Linked DNA regions of Mus musculus: region 1 is linked to region 2. Evidence: chromatin loops called from intact Hi-C (ENCODE). Cell type or tissue: heart. All regions are shown on one strand.

Region 1 (8,000 bases), 210 kb before region 2:
TCTGGGGGCTGAGGCTATAGACAAGCTCCTGTCATGAGTAAGTGTCCGTCTGAGCCAAATAGAGGCAAGCAGACTGAAGTGGAGTTCCAGCAGCAGAATTTCCTTCCTCACTTTGGCCAAAGCTAGGGCTGCTCATCTAACAAAGAAGCCTTAGGGATCCATCCCTTCCTTGAATGCTGAGGACAGTTTTTTCCTGAGTAGGATTTCCAGTCCTCAACCCCTGAGTTCCTATCCCTTTATAGGAGAGTCCATCGTGTCTAACTCCCAAGGACTTAGCAAGCCTCTAGCACTAGGAACTACCTCACCCCACACCCTGGGAACCTGACACAGACACACATGTAGACCACACACAGACACAGACATTCACATGGAATGTCACTCTGCTAACATAGCTGGCCACACCCACAGCAGCCCTGTACAGCCTTGGGGAATCTCTCCAGCCCTGGGGCTCTAGGGTCAGGGCCACCCTGCTGGCAGACTGAAGTCACCTCCCCCATTGTTGTCCCATCTGGAAGGAGGGTGGGAGTTGCCAGCATCACTGTTGCCAAGCAGTGGGCAGTGAGGGTTAGCCTGACCCTACAGAGAAAAGGGAGCACTCAGCAGGCTCTTGCCCAGCTAGCTCACAGGATATAACAGCCTGACATCTGAGCCACAGCTTGATTGACTAAGAGGAGGGTCATTAGCTGATGCCAGGAGGGGTGACTGCAGGAGTGTCATGGAGGGGAACAATGAGGTAATGCTGGATACTCTGTTCGGAGCAGGAGGCTGATTCTGAGCTATCACAAGAACTCCAAGCCCACCCCAATATTCAGGGCTATGGCAAAAGACTCTGAAGTTCCTTTTCTAGAGCCCCAGTGAACATCATCTCAAAATAGCTACTTCCCTGGCTAAGTCAGGCTCTGGGGACCTCAGCCTGTACTCACAGCTATGGAGTAAAGGTCATTTTTGATGAAAAGTGATAGAACTGAGGCTATATCAGCGAGCTCTGGTCCCTTTGTTTGTGGTACTGAAGAAGGAAAATAGGACCTTTTGCATGCCAGACAAGCTCTGTACCAATGACCCATGCTCCAGCCGTTACCTCTAGCTCTTTGTGTCCATTCTCAAGATGAAAATCTTCACATAGCTCTTCATGTCCTCACTCACCATCCTCCTGTACCAGTTGTTCAGACTACCTACCTACCTACCTACCTAGACCTGGCCACTGGCAAGGTCCTGAAAGCATTTCACCTTGGTGTCCACATCACTGCCTGCCTTCTGAGAAATTACTGAGTTGTTCCAATGCTTCCACACTACTCAGAATTCATGCCACTGCAGCAGGTGCAGGGCCTCTAATGTGCCTTTTATTACCCTATCTACATGACAAAATATCAGGTAGTGATGACATTCCTCATCCTTTAGTCTGAGGAGCTCTGGGGAATTCTGGGATCTCTCCATGGCAAGAGTGTTCAGAAACAAAGGGACCACTCAGGAGCAGCGCAGGGTTCCATAGGACTTGTATGTGTGAGCAGCCCCAGAAGCCACACAGGCTCTCTCTTTCAATGCTCAAGGTGGGCTATCCTGACATGACAGGGAAGGTCGCAGAGTGCTCAGGGTACGTGTAGATGGAGTTTCTGACTTGTCACGAACAGCTGCCAAGGGTTTTCCTCTATGAAGTTACACTTGGCAGTGCAAAGGGGGCAGCTCTCAGGAGAAAGCCATCAGTTTCCAGGGCCCAGATCCTTTCCTAGTGAAGAGGCTGAACAGATAAAAAGAGAACATGAATGAGGGCTCCTTTGGAAAACTCCCAGTTTTCCTCTGCCTCACCTGCTCAGGCCCTTGTGTTTTCCTTGTCTGGCCCGGGGAAGGGAAACAGCAGCCCACACACAAATTCTGAGGAGCAGGGACTGGCTATGTCCTGTGTCCACCAGTTTACCTTTTCCTTGTGGGCCAAGAGTTCTGCTTTGTCCCAGAGTTTGGTTATGAGAGAGAGAGAAAAGACACATCGTTTCTTCAGCCTCAACGACAAAATTAGGGAAAGGCGTTGGAACTACCTAGCTGAGCTCAGCATCTGGGAGGGTAAACCCACAAGAAGAGGCAAGAACATCGCCAAATCCCATTCCTTTTCCCGAGGTACACGATGAAAGTAACCTCCCTAGAACTTGGTGCTAAATTAAATCTTCCTTCATCCAATCTAAAGCCGCTGCCCTCTCCCATCATTACTGCCCAGGGGTCTGTTTCTGTGGATGGGGTGCCAGCGCGGCTCTGAAACCTGAAAACCCTGGAGGACCCCTCCTTCTGAGACCTAGCCCACACCAGCAGTCCTCTCCCACACGGGGGTCTCTTCTTTTGAGACAGTGGGAGCAGATGGGGGGCTCTGCGCTGGGGAGGCCTCAGCTGGATCCTGCCGGGAAGAAAAAAGGGAGCCACCGCGGAGGGGGGCAGCCCCGCCCCGGTCCGCCAGCTCTGCTGCGGATTGGCCCGATGTCTCTATATCTGGGATGCCTTCCTGGCACGAAGCTACCACGTCCCCAGTGTCTCCACCCGACGTCCATCAGACCTCCGTACTTGGCTTTGCAGTGCCCGCCACTGTCTCCTGCGCTCCCGCGCCGCGTTCCGCCCAGGCCTTGCCCAGCTGGAATGCAGAGATCGCCGCCCGGCTACGGCGCACAGGACGACCCGCCCTCCCGCCGCGACTGTGCATGGGCCCCTGGAATCGGGGCCGCTGCTGAGGCGCGCGGCCTCCCTGTCACCAACGTCTCGCCCACCTCGCCCGCCTCCCCGTCCAGCCTTCCGCGGAGCCCACCGCGCAGCCCCGAATCAGGGCGCTATGGCTTTGGCCGCGGAGAGCGCCAAACTGCCGACGAGTTGCGCATTCGGCGGCCCATGAACGCCTTCATGGTGTGGGCGAAGGACGAGCGCAAGCGACTGGCGCAACAAAATCCGGATCTGCACAACGCAGTACTGAGCAAGATGCTGGGTGAGAGCCTCGAATGCTTAGAGGGGCGGCGAGGGAGGGGACTTTGGGAGAGGGTCGGGATTCGGGATTTTATGGCTGGTCGCTGGGGTCTATGCCATGTTTCACGCCGCGCGCCCAAGGCGCACGACGGTTTGGCTAGTCGTGCGCCCGACACTGGTCCACTAACAGGCTCCCTTCGCCTACAGGCAAAGCGTGGAAGGAGCTGAACACGGCGGAGAAGCGGCCCTTCGTGGAAGAGGCCGAACGGCTGCGTGTGCAGCACTTGCGCGACCATCCCAACTACAAGTACCGGCCTCGCCGCAAAAAACAGGCGCGCAAGGTCCGGAGGCTGGAGCCGGGCCTCTTGCTCCCGGGCCTCGTGCAGCCGTCTGCGCCGCCCGAGGCCTTCGCTGCAGCGTCAGGGTCAGCTCGCTCCTTCCGCGAGCTACCCACTCTGGGTGCGGAGTTCGATGGCTTGGGGCTACCCACGCCCGAGCGCTCGCCTCTGGACGGCCTGGAGCCTGGCGAGGCCTCCTTCTTCCCACCGCCTTTGGCGCCCGAGGACTGCGCTCTGCGGGCTTTCCGGGCACCCTATGCCCCTGAGCTGGCACGGGACCCGAGCTTCTGCTACGGGGCGCCCCTGGCTGAAGCGCTCAGGACAGCGCCGCCTGCCGCGCCACTCGCAGGTCTCTACTATGGCACCCTGGGCACTCCGGGCCCGTTTCCCAATCCTCTGTCACCACCACCTGAGTCCCCGTCTCTTGAGGGCACAGAGCAACTGGAGCCTACCGCCGACCTTTGGGCCGATGTGGACCTCACCGAATTTGACCAGTATCTCAATTGCAGCCGGACTCGACCGGATGCCACTACACTCCCCTACCACGTGGCACTGGCCAAACTAGGTCCGCGCGCCATGTCCTGTCCAGAAGAGAGCAGCCTCATTTCTGCGCTGTCTGATGCTAGCAGCGCGGTCTATTACAGTGCTTGCATCTCAGGCTAGACACTGTCCTTGCCCTCCACCGCTTCTGCATGTGGCCAAGTGGCAGAGTTGCCTGCTCCCTTCCTTTCGCATATGTATGTTAGGGTATGCAACAGCCTTTAGAGCTGGTGGCCTAAAGATGCCATTTCTGTCGCCTCCTCATTTACACACCTCCTTCTGGGGGTTCCTGTGCTTTGGGCCTTCCCTAGGAACCTCAGGCCCTGGACGTGCTAGCTGCCTCTGCCAGGGTTGTTTTTGAATCATCTAATTCTTTTCTGCTATGTATTTTCTAGAATGAGACTGTGTTTTTTACTTTGCCTTTATATATATATACATATATAATACAATATATTTAATTTTTAATTAAACTTTTTTCTTTAAAAGGGTTTCAGTGATCACTAGCATCCATGCATAAGGACTGTAAACACAGAAATTTACTTTGCTTTTGCCTTAGCCACACCACTGCCCTCCATCCTTCCAGTGGGGCTCCCAGATATCATCAGCTCCCAGCCCGAGTTGCAGCTTTTCCTCTGCAAACCTAAGCACTGCCCAGGACAGTATTTTTCATTTGGGGAGAACTGCAGGGCTGACACCTGAACATTACAGATACATTACCAGACCCCAGCAGATAGTTGCTAAGAGGGGCAGCACCATGTCACACTTGCTCTGCTCCCCCAGGGGACCTGACTTAGGCAAAGGGTTAGTGACCAAGGCAGTGCTCAGACCTCATAAGAATCACATACCTCAAATAGTGATGTGAGGAGAGCTGCAACTCGGGGCCCTATTCTCTATAGACAGAGGTCAGAGATGTATAAAAGTCCCCTTAAGTTCCCTAGCTTGAGCTTTATTACAGAGGCAGTGATTGGGCTCCTTCCAGGAGGACTGAGGCCCTCTCTCCGGACCATCTATTTTTCAAAGTCCCTTACTAGACAAACATGCATCTAGAAAGGGGTGGCAAAATCACCCTGGAAATAGTCCCGGCACACACATACAAACACTGACTAGCTAGTCCCCTTAATCCCACTTCTGAAGGAGGAGTCTGTCCTGCCCCGGATTTCCATATAGTCTTCAATGGCGGCTGATCCAAAGATTCACCCACATGGAGTGTGAAACACCTAGCATAACTATGAAGCTGCAAATATATGGCTTTCCATGAAGGTGGTCATGTATGACTTACCTGAAAAAAACAAAACAAAAAAAAACAAAACCTAGGGCTAGATGTTCATGTGGGTCCATGCACAGGAAGCCAGCTTCCCAATACAATTAGGAAGAGGTACACAAGAAGTGGGGATTTCTTAGGCGTGTTCAGCCTCTGAGGCAAGATGATATCATCTCTACACTGACCAATATGAATTACAAACAGAGGTAGAAGATGGGTCTGACCAGGCCTGCTACCAGAATTCATGGGAACTGTCCCCAAGTGTTTAACTATTTAGACTGGGGTATTTTTCTGTCAACTTACGGACATACCAAGAAGTATACGTCAGATAGCTCAGAGACAACTGAAGCAACATTCTCGGGTCCAGAGCACTTCTTCAGTTCTAGGTTCTATACTATTCTATACTTACATTCCCTTCTCCCCTTGGTTAGTAGAGTGGAACCCCAAAGAGTGTAGGTGTGGTTCCACTCTCTCTGTGAAGAGAAGATAGATCAATGTGCTCTCTAAAAGCCCCCTTTCCCAATTGTCATGGAAAAAGGCTAGTAAGGGTCCAGTTTGGAGCAAGATCAAATTTACAAGTTCCAAAGGGTGGAGACTACCCCACAGCAGCATCAGAAAGACATGAGAGATCACACCACTAACGGCAACAGTGGATTGATAATAGGCTCTGTGTACCTGTGTGTGTAGGGGGGGGGGGAGTTCCTATTATTTTTGCCTGAGAAGACCTTCCTCACCATCCCCCAAGGATGAACCCTCCCACCCTTTCAGGTAGAACCATAGCATAAGGCCACACTCCTAATTCCTCATCCTATCTACCTCTTTCCCAAAAGGTCTGAACTTCTGTCCCCCACCCCTTTTCATCCCTTCATCCCTTCAACAGTCTAGTCTGTCCCTGGAGTGGCATGGGTAATATGCTAAATAATTTCCAGCAGAGAAGCAGGGCTGAGAACAGGTAAGGGTCTCCCCAGCAAATACAATCATTACTTTGAATATTTTTGAGGAAACTGTCGTATACCACATAAAGATTCTTGCCCCAATAAGGTCAAGGTGGGGCAGGCAGAGGGGTGGGCATGTCCACTTAAGGTCTCAGCCTCCCCAGCTCCCAACTCAGCCGCACTCCAGAAAGCCTTATCACCTAGCACCTCCTAGCTTCTTCTCTGCCCAGGAGTTCCTCCAACTTGAATTTGGTTAAAAAACAAAAACAAAAACGGGGCCCCACTTGCCTTCTGCTCTCACACTTGGAGGAAGAGCACTTAAGAAGCACTCTGCTCTCTCCTACACAAAACCTCCAGTGCAAAGTTCAGTGATTTGCGAATATTCAGAGTTGGGAACCATTATCATGGAATTTCAGAACCTTTCCATCACCCTCACAGATACTTCCCTGCCCCTAGAAACAATAAGCAGGTTTCTATCTTAGGAATTTAGCTACTTAAAAATGTTTAATTTATTTTAAATTTTGTTTAATTTTATCTTCTGGGTATGAGTGTTTTGCCTACATGTATGTCTGTGTACCACATGCATATAGTGTCTCTGGAGGCCAGAAGAGGGCATCAGATTCCACGAAACTGGAATTAAAGTATTATCATGTGGGAACTAGGAACTGTACCTGAGTCCCCTGCAAGAACAAGAACTCTTAACCACTGAGCCATCCTTCCAGCCCCATTTTATTTATTTATTTTGTGTGCAAGTGTGTAAGTGTGTAAGTGTGCAGGCATGCATGGCATATGTGTGGAGGTCGGAAGAAAGACATAGTAAGTCAGTTCTCTCCTTTTGCTATATGGATCCTGGGGCTCAAACTCAAGGCCTTCATAAATTTCATACGCACTAGTCCCCCCATCTAAAGATTTACCCTTTAAAATTATTTATTTACACTTTTGTGCATGGGTGTTTTGCTTACACACTTGGTGCCTTTGGAGGCCAGAAAAGGGTGTTGGATCTCCTGGAATTGCCGTTACAGATGGTTGTAAGCTGCTATGTGGGTGCTTCCTTTAAAGATTCATCAGTGTGCTGTAGTTTTGGGAGGTTACTTATGTATGTGTTGGCAGGTACCTATGGACGCCAGAGGCATCAGATCCCCCTTGGAGCTAGAGTTACAGGCAGTTGTAAGCTATCCAGCATGCATGGTGCTGGGAACTAAACTCAGGTCCTCTGTATGAGCAATGTGCTCTCTAATCACCAAGCCAATTCTCCAGCAAAAAAAAATAATTATTTTAGAAGCCGGGCGTGGTGGCGCACGTCTTTAATCTCAGCACTCGGGAGGCAGAGGCAGGAGGATTTCTGAGTTTGAGGCCAGCCTGGTCTACAAAGTGAGTTCCAGGACAGCCAGGGCTATACAGAGAAACCCTGTCTCAAAAAAAAAAAAAAAAAAAAAAAAAAGACAACAAAAAACAAACACCCCCCCCCCCAAAATTTTTTTAAACAGAATTCTCCCTACTCTTTTTTTCTTTTAACATTTATTTATTATTATATCTAAGTACACTGTAGCTGTCTTCATGCACATGAAGAGGGCATCAGATCTCATTACGGATGGTTGTGAGCCACCATGTGGTTGCTGGGATTTGAACTCAGGATGTTCGGAAGAGCAGTCAGTGCTCTTAACCACTGAGCCATCTCTCCAGCCCCGAATTCTCCCTACTCTTAAGGCAGTGGCTACCCAGCAAGTGAAGGCCAGACCCAATGGAGAAAATATGTAAAAATTAAATCTAATCACAGATGTTTAGTGTCTTATTTAATAAAAGAATTTTAAAAATATTACTTTAAAAGCCAGATATTTTTATTTATTTTTAATTTGTGAACATGTGAGGGAATGTGTGCACATGATTGCAGGTACCCACAGAGACCAGAGGCATCAGATGCACCTGGAGCTGAAATTACAGGCAGTTGTCAGCCACTCAGGGTGGGTTCTGGGAATTGAACTCTGGTCTTCT
Region 2 (8,000 bases):
CCCCTATTGCCTGTTTGGAGCTACTAAGATGGAATTACAGCCCTAGACTGCATTGATGAGGGCAACAATGTATCCCTCCCCAAAGCCTGGTGAAGACCCCAGGTACCTCTGTGTCCCTGGGACAGCCAAGGCCTGTCAAGTTCAGGGAAAGACTGACTACTAGGGCTTCTGAGTGTGGTTGGTTAAGGCAAATATCCCTTTATAGAAGTGAAATGTCACAGACTACTGGGTAAAGGTAGAGAGGGTGTTTGGGAAGAAAGAAGGGAAAAGAAGACCATAGCAGTGACCTAGAGAAATGGCAAGTTGTGTGGAAAATCTACCTTAAGAGACAGTTCAATACAGTACAAGTGTGCCCAGCTGAGATGGAAGAACAGGGTTTTGCTTAGACTGTGGAAGGTTGGTGGACACCTGAGGGTAGGGTGGAAGCAGGTGAGTTCCTAACTTCTGCCAGAACCTTCCCAGGGCTGGTGGTTGGGGAAAGCTGCTTAAGAAACTTTCAGAGGAAGGGACTATGACAGGGTCCAGCTTCACACCACAGTCTAGTGAAGTTTGCCTTCACCCAAAGTACCTACTTGTTTCTGACTGCTTCACTGTGGCTGCTTCCTGCCCTGCGCTAGGTCTAGCCCAAAGGTCTGACTGATCTACCCTCTGCTTCTGCTCTGTTCTTTCCCTGTTTCTTCTCTTTGGTCTGCTGAGGCCTGACCCCTAACCTATTCTCTTGGTCTTGAACTCAGTACCTCTCCTTCCCCCAGCCCACGCTTAGCCAGGCACACAGCAGGTGTGGCTTCACTCCTTCCAGTGTGGTTGGAGATGCAAGGAACTCTGGAATGCTAAGCTCTGGCTCTGTAGCTGGTAGGTGGGAGGCAAGGCTTAGAGAGCAAGGGGCTGCCAGTTGGCTATAGCACTTTGGAAGAACGGTTGGGGGTGAGGGAGCACTTGGAATAGAGAAGGGGCGACAGTTGGCAATAGCAGCTGGAGTGGCAGTTGGGGCTTGGCAGGGGCACAAGCCTGGAGGACAGTTGGGGTGGGGCAGCCAGGGTTGGCTTGTAGCCCCTGGCCCTGGAGCAGCTCTGGAGGACAGTCTTGCAGGAGGGCAGGTCCAGATGGCTCTAGACCTGGCCAAGCGATGCCCAGGAAGCCCCTCCTATGGCCATGGATCGGTCTTTGCTGCAGACTCAGGCAGGCTTCAGCTCCACTGTGGGATCAGAATGATGTGTGGTGGGAGGTTCCCCAGCAGCCCCGATATCCTCAGCCTACAGCAGTAGCCTTTCTTCCCTTCAGCTCTTGGCCTCTCTAGATAGGGACTTCCAGCAGAGTCCTGGAGAGGGCTGGGACAGGTTCTGGGTGGTTTCTGGGAGAGGGCAGGACTCCCCGGGCTGTTGCCATGGGGACGACTGAGCAACACCACTGGCTGAAGGATAAACAGACAGCCTCTCTGACCAGTGACTGAGACAAAGACAGCCACAGAAAAGCCAGCTGGGGGTGGATGAGGAAATGCTGTCTTGGGAGAAGGTGCCTAGCAATGACAGGGTAGGTGGGTGCCCCCTCTATTAGATAGATATGTAAAGATATTTGCTGTTCTGGAATTTTCTTTTCCAAAGCTCCTCCCAAGCTACTCCTTACAAAGCAGACCTTGAGGCTAAATGCAAGTAAGTCCCTGATTTCTCTATTGTTTCACAGTTATTAGCCTGAGGTTGGACCCCTTCCTTCTCCTTTACCCCTTGAAAGCCACAGGGTGTGTTGTTGGAGGGCAGGTTGCCATGAAAGCAAGTGGCATGGAGGTCCCTAAGGTTTGCAGAGGACAGTGGGCTTGGCCAGCCACATGGCACTCTTAGTGGCTATCACGGTGGTGTCCCAGGGACCTAGGATAGAAGGGAGCATATTCTGAGGAGCCTTCTAATCTGAAAGCACATTCATAGCCTGATCAACTTCTGCACCCTTTTTCCTGGCCCCTAGCATCTCTGGCCTGTTGCTAATTCCCTTAGGATCTCCTCATACAGGTAACTGGGGGGGGGGGGTGACTTTTTTGTTGTTGTTACTATTTTTCAAGATAGGGTTTTACTAGATGACCCTGGCTGGTCTGGATCTCCTTCTGTAGACCAGGTTGCCTTTAAATTCCGAGATCCACCTGCTTCTGCTTCCCAAGTGCTGGGATTAAGAATATATGCTACCCCACCCGGCTTGACTTTCTTTAGAAAAACTGTGTATGTGCATGCATATGTACAGCTGGCTGCCCACTTAGGCTAGATGAGGGGGTTAGGTCCTCTGAAGCTAGAGTTACAGGCAGTTGTAAGCTACCCATCGTGGATGTTGAGAACCAAACTTAGGTCCTCTGCAAGAGCAGCAAGCGAACTATCTTTTGTTGTTGTTGTTGTTGGTTTTTGAGACAAGGTTTCTTTGCATAGCCTTGGCTGTCCTGGAACTAGCTCTAGACCAGGCTGGCCTCAAACTCATGGAGATCTACTTACCTCTGTCTTCTGAGTGCTGGAATTAAAGGTGTGAACACTTTTATAAAACACTAAACTGTCTCTCCAGCCCATGGGGGGTGACTATGGAATGACTCCAATGGATGGCATGGACCCTTGGTGGCTGCAGGGCCCTGACCACCTGTCTCTTCACATGTCTTGTCTACTACTCACTGTTGATAGCAAGGATCATGCCCATCTTCATGGCACCTTGACCAACCCCTGCAGTAGATGCTGAATGTCATGGTCAGAGTACAGCTGAAACCAATCTATCTGTCTATCCTTGAGAGCCATCTCTAGGGCAGGTCACTTGGTGTGAGGAACTGTGGGTTGTGAGTTCCTGAGCCATTCTGGTTATATAACCAACAAAGCAAACACATCAAGGTGCCTGGGCCAGCTCAGTCATGAACCCTCAGGTCTGCCAAGAGGTTGTAGCTACTGCTGTTTTGTTTTTTAAACAATCATGGGGTTTATTAGCGTGAAGAACAGTGATAGTATGGAGATAAGGAGTCTTTGTCTCATCTCCAGGGGATTGTTCTTGAGCCTTTCTACAAGCTATATTGTCTTTATGTCTAAGCCTTGTGACCTGCTGTTGGCTTTTGAAGCAGAGAAGACAGGAAAGGAACTTGGTCCAGTCACTGGTACTACTGCTGGGGTGGAGGTGCAAGTGTGTGTGTGTGTGTGTGTGTGTGTGTTTGTGCTTGTGTGTGTTAGAGAAAGGGATATCTGCTCTGTCCTGGCTCATTTCTGAGCTCACCATGACTTCCTATGAATAGCCCTTCTGGCATATGGAGTGGGCTTGTTAGTGTTAGACACGGGGTTTATATGGGCTCCCTAGAGATGACTGAGCCTCATTGTGTTCACAGGCAAGACTCTTCTACTGCTCCCAAATTCTGCATGGGAAACAGACACAGCATATCGTTCACACGATCCTCCTTGAAGGATGCTTTGGGTGCCTAGTTACCTTGGGAGAAACTGGGGCTCTCTCTGAGGGACAGTGACCTTAGAGGTCTCCCCATGCCTCCCTTCCTTCATGGGCTGCATCCAAGACCAAGTTGAGGAAGGGAAATGGTGGGAAATACTATCTACAGACAGTGCCCTTTGTCCCCTCAAAGGGAGGTTTACACAGCCCGACCCTCCTGGAGGTCAGGAGCAGTGTGTCAGCAGAACTATGCCAGCCATACTTCTCCAAGGATAGAACATAGAGGTGGGCAGAAGTAAGTTGTGGGGGGTTCACTTCAGATAAGATGTGCCAAAAGGGTCCTCAGCAGAAAATCTGAGGCTATGAGCACCTTGGCCACTAGTGCCAGCCTAGATGGGTGGTGAGGAGTGGGCAGGGCATGTGCACAGCCATCTCCTGGAACCCATGAACAGTGAGGGAGTATCCCAGGTTTCATCTTTGGCTGGCAGATGTCTGCTTGCCCTTGCTCACTCAAGGAGAATCCCCTCTGGCCAGCCCTCCCACTGCTGCCTGTGAATGCCTCCTCACACAACATGAGAAATCCTCCACCAGGGCGGGAGCCTCCCACCTCTCAAGGAATTCCGCTGTGCCTGCCCCTCCTTGAGGCAGGCCGCGGATAGCCCAGGGCGCCTCACGATTGGTTGGCCCAACCCCGGTTCAACTCCTCTACGTCCCTGGCCATCTACAGGCTCACCCCCCTTCCCGCTGCTGCGCTTGAGATGTACCGTGGTGGCCTTTAACCCCTACGCAGTTCAGCCGGGAATGCCCGCTCCAGGTTCTGCTCCTCAGCGGATCGAAGACACTGGAGGCAAGAAGGACCTGCGGGCCTCACTGCACCACTGGGGGCGGGGTGAAGAGACCTATCCGTGGCTATACCGAAATCGAGATGCCATCACTGGCTAGGAGCTGCGGGCCAAGACAGGGTGGCGAGCACCACTTATCTGAGCCCCACACCCTCACCGGCAGTTGGATGACAAGAATGACAAGACCGACGTGCGGCAGCCAATGCTCCTAGTTGGTCAAATATGAGTCCCTCTTGCAGACATCGCCACGTGGCCCGCTTCCCAACGCTCGCCTCTCTGCGAGAGCGCCCAGGTCCCCGGATGGCGGGGGTGAAGACTGACCAGCCCTTTCTGGGCACCGCGCCCCTAGAGCGCGTTTTCTCCGCTCAGCGCGCCCGAAAGTCGCTAAGTTTGGGAGACGCGCTTTCCGCGACGGTTCCGCGGGGCTCGGGCACAGTCGTGACCCAGTCTCGTGCGTCCCCAGGGACAGTGCACAGACATCGCGGGGTGCGCCTACCCGACCCTGCTGCGGTGAACTTGCCCAGCCCACCTCTCCCATCAGGTGGTCTCTGGTTGTGAGACTCTCGTGGGGCGCGAGCGTCGACCCACGGACCCCATTCCTTGCCACTCGCAAGCCCATGGGAGGGGGTTTCCCACAATGCCCAGCGAGCTCCAGCCCGCACTTCCGCTGTCCAGCCCCGCGGGAGGGGGGCGGTGGGCCGCCGGTGCTCCGGCGGCCACTCGGCCCCGGCCAGCCCGCTGCGCCCAGCCGGCGGAGCGGGGGGCGGGGCCGGCAGGCGGGGGCGGGGGCGGGACTGGGGCGGTGGCCGAGGCCAGGGCGCAGTGCGGACCAATCAGCGGCGGCCGGGCGCGCGCCGGGGGCGGGGTCAGGGTCCGCGGGCGGGGCGCGTGGGGGCCGCGGGGCTGGAGCAGCGCGGGGGCGCGCGCCGGCCTGACGGACGGACGAACGGACTGGCGGGCGGACCAAGCCACCCGAGCGAGCGCGCAGCTCGGACCCTCCCGGACGCAGCTCTCGCCAGTGGCCGCGCGATCACCGGTCCGCGGCCACGGCGCCAGCCCGCGCCCGCGCCCCATGGGGTCACAGGTAAGCTGCGCCGGCTCATTGTCCGCGCGGCCAGGCTGGCGCACCACGCCGGGGCTGGGGCTGAAGCCCTGGCGGGAGCCGGAACCGAGTCCGGGGCGGGAGCTGGGCAGCTGCAGCCCTGGTTACTGTGCCCCGGGCGCGCCCCCGCCCTGCCACTGGCCCCCCGTCCCGCCTGGCGGGGGCGCCCTCCTGGGGGCGATGGCGCCCGGGGACAACGCGGCCGGAGACCCAGGCCCGCGGGGCCACGGCCCGAGTGGCGTGGGCGGGGCGGCACGGCAGGTCCCTGCGGGGTTGAGCGTAGAGGCGGCCGCGGCGCGGGGCTTCCCGGCCCCTTGGCACCTTCGGCAGCCTCTGCGGCCGCCGGGGTCCTTCTTCGTCACCTCCGAAAGGGGATTTTTCCAGCTGGTAATTTCTGCTGCGTCAACGCCTGGCCCCGGGAGGCAGCCCGGGGGCGTCCCTGCGCCCCCCGCCCTCTCCGCCCTGTGCGTCCCCCGCCCGCTCAGCGGAGCCGCACCCGGACCCGCCCGCGCCGAGTTTGCCAAGAGTCAGAACTGCAGGAGGTGGGCCCTGCAGGGCCTTGGGGGTCATTGTCTCCCCAGAAGCTAGATGCCGGTTGTTTTAGATTTTCATTTTAATAATGGGCCGAACTGGGGTTCGGGGCCCTCCCAATGCGATGGAGTGGGCAGCGCAGATAAGACGCAGCGCTCGGAGCGCACGGGGCGCGCAAGGGAACCGGGTCCGCTACAAGTCGCGTCTTTGTTTCCCAGTAAATAGACCTGTCAGTTTCACAGGTTAGCGAAAGTCAGTATCAGACAACTCAATCCCGAGGGTAAAACTGGATTTTTCTGCACCATGGAGAGGGTTCTAGCTAGTTGAGGGATTTCTTGGTATGGCTAGCGATTTCACTATTAGTAGGCGGAACCAGCTATACACAATAGGACTGGATCTGGGAGCCCCTGAGCAAGCTAAATGGGGCAAAAAACAGATAATTTCTAACCCAAAGAAATATAAACAGAAGAAAGTTTGAAATTCTTAGCGAATTTCCTCCGGCTCGCTTTGCTACAATCTCAGCGTGCATTTAGTGGAGGTCACAGTGCGAAGATTGTTATCAGAATGTAAAGAAATGCTAATTAGAAAATGTTTAGTGAACCGCCTAGGCACTGACACCTGTGAATGGTGCACTCCCGCGTGTGCTTGCCTCCCTCGCGGAACGCTGGATTGGATCCCTCCTCCAGGCTAACTAACTTCCCATTTGGGTGCAGATTCGCGAATTCCGCTCTTGCTGGTCCTAGTCTTGCCAGTGCAAGGCAGTGTTTCTACTCAGCAAGAGAATAGTTTGTTCATCAAAAGGAAATTTATAGGTTTTCCACGTGAATAATGAAGTAAAGTTTATTGTCCTGGGAGTCCTCCATTTTGGTATAGTTTATGATATTAGGTACTTTGAACTGAAAAGTTTAGGATACATCTCCATATTATTGCAGAAAAGATAGTGACACTTAGGTTGAAATTATTGCAGATAGAAGTTTAGCATTTTCTTTGGAAACCTTGTAATTTTTTTTTTTCCTGAAAGGGAACGGTGTTGGCTGTTATTGCCAGTTTCCTCTTTAGAATAGTAGAAAGAACTCACTTTGAGAGCCTAGAAATCCAAAATCCAGACTTGCCTCAAGCCTGCCCGAGGACAACATTTAATTAAGATTCTCATGACTCTACCTTGAATGTAAGACTTTTGCTTTCGTTAGATAATTTCTATTCATGAGGCTGGTGTTGGTGGCGCATGCCTTTAATACCAGCACTTGGGAGGCAGAAGCAGAGAATCTCTGAGTTCAAGTCCAGCTTGCTATACAGAATGAGTTCCAGGACAGCGGGAGCCACAAAGGGAAACTCTGTCTTGGAAAACAAAACAAAACCCCTAAAACAAAACAAGAAAGATAGTTTCTATTCATGTCCTGTTGCTTTATGTAAGTGTACAGTTATTCTGAGCCCAGACCCAACCTCATCTCTTTCTGACTGGTCTCTGTTACCAGGGCCACTGGTGACACTTAGTTCCCTGCAACCCAGTATGCCAGGGTCAGGCTAGTTCATGTCCCTGTGACTTGTGATGCTCCTTGGTCCCACAGAGGAACCAGGGCATAAATGTCAAGAAATGGAGAAAGTGCTTCAAAGATGCATAGAAAATGCCTGAAGGACGAGAGGTCTGTCACCGCTGAGGATGTCTTATTTACAAACACTGATGAACTGAATTATGTTGTAACAGTGAACTTTGTGACTTTGTGTGGAGGTTTTCAAATTAAGGAAAATTGGGCCACTCTGTCCCTGTGGTCTGGTTTCTGGGGCGCTGATCAGCTGCTGTGCTGTACTCCTTGAGGTCTTAGACCAGCCTCTGAGATCTGAAGAGGTTCATTTAGTGTACAGGGCAGGAAAATACTTGAGCTAATTTCTCACAGAAGTCACTTTCTGTGCTTAGGCATTCTCTTAGCTGTTAGCAAGAAGAAAGTTCTAGAAACAATTGTCTCCCGTTTAATCTGAACACCAGAGTCCTTGCACCTGCCTTAGGCAACCTGTTTCAGGAGCTTCCTGTTGTTTTGTTTTCTCATTTTGAAAAAAAAAAAAATAAGGCTTTTATTCTGCTTTGAAAACATATGCTAATTTAAATTCTCTGGAGTGAGATTGGATTGTTAAGAATTTGA

What was found. Peaks named below come from ENCODE experiments on the same cell type or tissue, not always from the same donor. Only the 100,000 strongest peaks of a DNase experiment are listed, where the experiment ranks them.
Region 1: a loop joins it to region 2, with 2.6 times the contacts of the local background. A loop is called at or near these places in 2 of 42 quality-filtered maps.

The regions. Positions count from the first base shown.
Region 1 is chr2:181,666,138-181,674,137 of GRCm38, reverse strand. Sox18 (SRY (sex determining region Y)-box 18) reads left to right here and starts at 2,498. Exons shown (of 2, transcript NM_009236.2): 1 at 2,498-2,956; 2 at 3,142-4,301. The coding sequence starts at 2,617. The coding sequence ends at 3,935. In heart, CTCF peaks have their summits at 3,605 and 6,604 (motif pointing right); DNase peaks (open chromatin) are centred at 497, 2,467 and 3,757; H3K4me3 peaks cover 1,920 bases; H3K27ac peaks cover 2,105 bases; H3K27me3 peaks cover 6,277 bases.
Region 2 is chr2:181,456,569-181,464,568 of GRCm38, reverse strand. It overlaps a transcript of Zbtb46 not described here. Among named protein-coding and RNA genes, the nearest start is that of Abhd16b, 33 kb to the left of the region's middle. In heart, CTCF peaks have their summits at 3,987 and 5,467; DNase peaks (open chromatin) are centred at 1,398, 4,098, 4,508, 5,088 and 1 weaker place; H3K4me3 peaks cover 4,169 bases; H3K27ac peaks cover 4,066 bases.